Regions from separate parts of the Mus musculus genome. Here region 2 is linked to region 1. Evidence: chromatin loops called from intact Hi-C (ENCODE). Cell type or tissue: heart. All regions are shown on one strand.

What was found. A loop is a pair of places that touch in the nucleus more often than their neighbours do. Peaks named below come from ENCODE experiments on the same cell type or tissue, not always from the same donor. Only the 100,000 strongest peaks of a DNase experiment are listed, where the experiment ranks them.
Region 2: it touches region 1 in a loop (4-fold over the local background); 21 of 42 quality-filtered maps call a loop at or near these places.

Annotation. Positions count from the first base shown.
Region 1 is chr4:135,271,661-135,274,160 of GRCm38, forward strand. It overlaps Clic4 (chloride intracellular channel 4 (mitochondrial)), which reads right to left and starts at 1,100. Exons shown (of 6, transcript NM_013885.2): 1 at 858-1,100. The coding sequence starts at 929. In heart, CTCF peaks have their summits at 762 and 1,301; DNase peaks (open chromatin) are centred at 321, 611 and 1,271; H3K4me3 peaks cover 2,203 bases; H3K27ac peaks cover 2,308 bases.
Region 2 is chr4:135,218,838-135,221,337 of GRCm38, forward strand. The region is part of intron 4 of Clic4 (chloride intracellular channel 4 (mitochondrial)); the gene reads right to left. Among named protein-coding and RNA genes, the nearest start is that of Clic4, 53 kb to the right of the region's middle. In heart, a CTCF peak has its summit at 983 (motif pointing right); no DNase peak of the experiment used is centred here.

The DNA of each region.
Region 1 (2,500 bases):
CCAAAAGGTTGCATCATGTGAAAACAGGCGCGCTAGAGAAACAAGAAAACCAGATGGTGGTAAAACACCGGACAGGAAAACCCAAGTCGGGAATCTCTGTATTTTCCGGAAGCCTTGGGGCATCCACCCTTCTTTTCGCTTTTTCTTTTCTTTTCCTTTTTTTTTTTTTTTCTTCTTCTTTGCAGTTAGTTGCCTGGGTTTTGGGTGTGTGTCCGGAGGCTCACATTTGTAACCCAGGCTGGCCTCGAACTCGAGGGACTCCTCAAGCCTCTACTGCTGGGTCATAGCCGAGTCACCACGCCCGCATTAAAAAAATTCTCCCCTCCCCCATGCGGGAGGAGGGCTGGGATGAGGGTCCCTCCTATCCCAGGCTTGCCCTGGGTTTACTAAGCAGCCAAGGCTGGCTCTGAACTCGGGATCTTCCCTAGACCACTTTTCCCAACTGCTGGGTTTACGGCTCCCGGGTCCCTCCTCCCCTTTACTTTATTTAACATTGTATCAAAGTTAAAGTTTCAGTTTCACCCGGGCCAGGCGCTAGCGTTCCAGTAAGTTGGGTGAGCTATCAGCCCCGCGGCCCGAGGCTGGGGCTCGCGGCGGGGTGGGGTCGGACACGGCGAGGAGGGTGACAGTACCCACGCGGCGCAGCTGAGGCGCGTCCCGCCCTGCGGAGTCGCCTCCCTGTCGCCGCGCCCGCAGGGTCCGCCAAGGTCCCGCTGCGAGGCGGGAAGGCGCGGAGCCCAGACAATGGGAATGAGCGCGGGAGGTACGGCGCCGCCTCGGGCTGCGGGGATGCCGCGTGGGGGCGCTTCGGGGTGCGGGGACGTCAGCCCGCGTCGCTCGGGACGGTGAGCGCTCACCTTGACGAAGAGCTCGATGAGGGGCTCTTTGTCCTCCTCCTTCAGCCCGTTCAGGGGCATCGACAGCGCCATGGCCGGTTGGGCTGGGCTCCGCGGACGGCGGCTGCGGCTGTGGCTCCGGGGCTGCTGTGGCTGCGGGTTCCCGCCGCTCGCTCACTCGCTGGCTTGCTCGTTCGCTGGACAGTCCCGGCGTCTGGCTGCCCGTGGCCTCAGATCCTCAGCACCGCCTCACGCCTCGCGCGCGACTCTGAGGGGGTTGCGGTCCCGGCCGCTTCAAACCGCTGGGCGGAGCCCTATGGGCGGGGCGTGGGCGGAGCAGTGGCCAGGATCCTGCAGGGGTGGGGGGGAAATGGGCGGGCCACAGCTGGGGGCGTGGCCTCAGGCGAGGAAGACAGCGGAGCGCTCTAGCTTCCACGGACCGACCACTAGGGAGCCTGGAGGGCGCTGGGGGCGCGGCCTAGGCTGGGCAGCGCGGATTGGCCGGGAGGTCCCCCCGAAGCCACGCCCCTCAGGGGGTGGGCGGGGAAGGTCCCTGGAGCCGGAGCCTGACACCGCCTCTCTCCGCGGCGCAGCTGCTGCTGGTTGGGTGCCAAGTGACCTCATGCGGCGGCCCGCCTCGCGCCCTCTCCCCCGCTGCAGCCGCAGGGACTCATCGTCCCCTCCGGTTCCCGGGGCGGCGGCCTCCTCGGCTACTTCTGTTAGGCGCGGCCGCCTTTTCCTGGAAAACTTTTGCGAAAGTTTTCATGTCCTTAAGAACTTTTTAATCCTTCTGACCGCGGATCTCCTTTCGTGATCCTTCTCTATTTGAAATCAAGATACTCAAAAGTTCTTGTAAAGTCGTCCTGTGTCCCGGGCTCTGAATTAGGCCAAAACGGTGGGACAGCGTCCCGCTCCAGCACAACCCCAGTGCTTGAGGCAGCGCCTGACTCTGAAAACGTTATCCGTGCTGTTTTGCCCCACCTGGACCGATTCCTGTCTTCCGTTCACCTGGAGAAGTTTAATGAGTCACCTGAGTGCCACTCAGCGCGCAGGGGCGAGTACTTTACACCCTGAGGACAGGGGCCTGAGACACGCGGTCTACTGCGGAATTGCCGTCAGTGAATGTCACCTTTGGGAAATTTGCCTTCTGGTTTTCCTTAATCTGCTCATTCTGTGGTACCTCCCAGGCTAGGGTGATGAGTGAGTTGATTAGAAAGGCTAAATTGGGGGATGGAAGCGGGGTGTCATGGTTATCTCACATCCTCTGTGCCTAGTGTGGATCAGAGTGCTTCAACAAATTGGAATGATGTGTAAAAATGCAGTGCAACCTGCAACTACTTTATCCTCACTCAACCCCATCTCCAAGTTGCTAGATTCTGTGAGAAGGATGCTGTGCCCCAGCAATTAGATCCATCAATGCTCCGGAGTAAGGCTGTTTTAAGTTCACAGTTTGGCAGTGGCCTTAAACACCCTAAACCTCGGCCTGATTTGGTGACATATACGTGGCTCTCAGGTGATGGCTCAGGCAGGAGGGCTGAGAGTTTGAGGACAGTCTGGGTATATTGCAAGACTACCTCAAAATAATAATAATAATAATAATAATAATAATAATAATAATGGCAGTCAAGATGATTCAGCAGGTAAAAGCGTTTGCCTTGCAAGAC
Region 2 (2,500 bases), 53 kb before region 1:
GAAGGAGAGAGGTCTATCCTGCCAACCAACAAAACCGTCTGCATGGTTTGTGGCCCTCACCAGCAAGCCGTGGCCCAATCCCACTAACAGGTAAACTGCAACGATATATGGGGAAAGGCAAGTCTACTAATTCAGAGCTAGGAGAAAGTCTTCCAAGACAGAAAGCATAATCCTGCTCACGAAGAAATGTGTCAAGGGCACCAAGACCCGTGCACACAACCTAAACAGAGAGCCTGGGAGCCAGGGCTCTCAGCCTGCCTGCTAACACGAGCGCCCAAGAACAGCCCTGCCTTACCCAAGGCACGAGTTCAGACTACAAAGTCAGTTACAGGATGGACTGGCAGCAGCCTCCATAAGAGCCAAGTGGACTGAAATGCTACGACTGTCATGACTCAAACTTGGACTAAGCCAGTTGTGTGCAGCTGGAAAGACAAGGCCAGGAAGCCTTAGGAGGGAGCAGGGACAGCATAGAAAAAACACGGACAATAGGAGCTCTCTCCACTCCCTCTGTAGACCAGGCAGGCCTCGAACTCAGAGATCCATCTGCCTTTGCCTTCCAAGTACTGGGATCTTAAGAGAACCCTAAGACTGAATAAAAACCAGTGAAAACTGAGAGGAAAATCAGTTATAGTTTGTGTTAACCATTATTTTTAAATGGTTTTAAACTTTTATTTTTATCCCATGTGTATGGGTTGTTCTGCCTACATATGTGTCTGTATACCATGTGTGTACTGGACATCCTGAGAGTGGAGTTACAGAGAGTTGTGAGCTGTGATGTGAGTGCTAGGGATTAAATCTATGTCCTCTGAAAGAACAACCAGTGCTCTTAACCGCTGAGCCATCTCTCCAGCCCCTATGCTAATCATTATTAATAATAATTTATCATCATAAGGTATGACCAATGAAAAAAAGACACAGGTACTAACTAGGAGGTTCCAAAATGAAAGGAACGAAGTTGTGAAGTTCAGCACACCGAGACCAACCACTGGGGGGCAGCAGCAGAGCAGCAGAAAGTCATCTGTCTAGAAGCTAGGAGGGCTGCTTAGCACTCCATCTCTATCTCTAAGAAGCTATTCAAAACACAAACAAAAAAGCAGTATAGTATACACAGCTGAAAATTAATTATATTAAAATTAAAAATAATACTTTTGGCCTAAGAAAATATGGAAATGAACACCTGCAGTTCGTGGAAATACAAACTGGTACAGACTTTGAAATTTTGGCAAAATGCATAAAGTAGCTAGAGATGGTGGTACGGGCTATAATCTGCATCCAGGAGAGCTGCAGCCAACAGTAAGACACCGTCTCAAAAGGACGAGGAAAGGTGCAAACCTTCCCACACCTACCTGTAACCTAGCTCAAGGGCAATACCCGATAGCATAGTCAAAGAGGCCATCTACAAGGTCCAACAACTGGGAAATGGCAAATAGAATTCCTATTAAATAAGAAGAATATATAAATAAGAATTTATAAAGCCAGAGGCAGACTTGTTTGGACATGGAATGACTTGAAGGGATGTGGGGGTGCCCAGGAGATCACTCTGTAGCCAGCCTAGTCTGGAATGCCCGGCCATTTCCTGCTCGGCCCCCAGAGTGCTGGGATCAGTGGCAGGAAGCATTTATAATGCACAATAATATGAACGTGCAAGTGCACTACACCACTCACTGTTTTATATAAAATGACTCCCAGTCACCTTGGATCTGTTATTGAATTACATACTGAAATTATATTCATTCAACTATTCCCCTGTTGTAAGTCAGGAAGGATCAGAGAAATATTTTCTGAACACAACGGGACCCTATACTCACAAACTCACGGTAGCTGGGGTCACCTGCACAAAGCATTTCTGCATGGGAATGGGGAGACTTGTGAACCCCCATCCCTGGCTGAGTCAGTTTTCTCTGCAGGTGTGGCTACTGGTAGGTCACCCATGCTCCAGTGCACAGCCCCACACCCAGGAAGATGTGAACAGAAAATTGTAAACAGTGGATTGCTAAAAACAAAACCTGAAGCTGGAAGTGTGGGGAGATGGGGTGGATCTGGTAGAGTTGGTGGGAGGAGAGGAGTGAACAGGACCAAAGTACATTGTGTGCATGTGTGACAGTCTCAAAGAACGAAAAGATCCTATCTTTTAAAAATTATCCCTGTCAACCTTAGCTTTTCCAATAAACATAACTTGCTCTGTTACTTACATGTTTGAACGGGCAGATTCAAGGCAGAAGTGTTAAATGTGTTATCAACATTCCTGTTGTTAAAATACATACACAATTGAGCGAGGGTATAGCTCAGTGTTAGAGCTCTCAGCTAGTACGTGAGAAACTCTGGGTGGATAGTTTAATTTTGAGATATGGTCTCACAGCATCACCTTAGCCGCCCTTTGCCCCAGTAGCGGTGGGATTAAAGATGCGCACCACACGCCTGGTTCACTTCTCTCTTAGTGCTTAGGTTACATAAACCTACTCCCGGCCAACTTGTACCTGTTACCAAAAGATAGACCGAT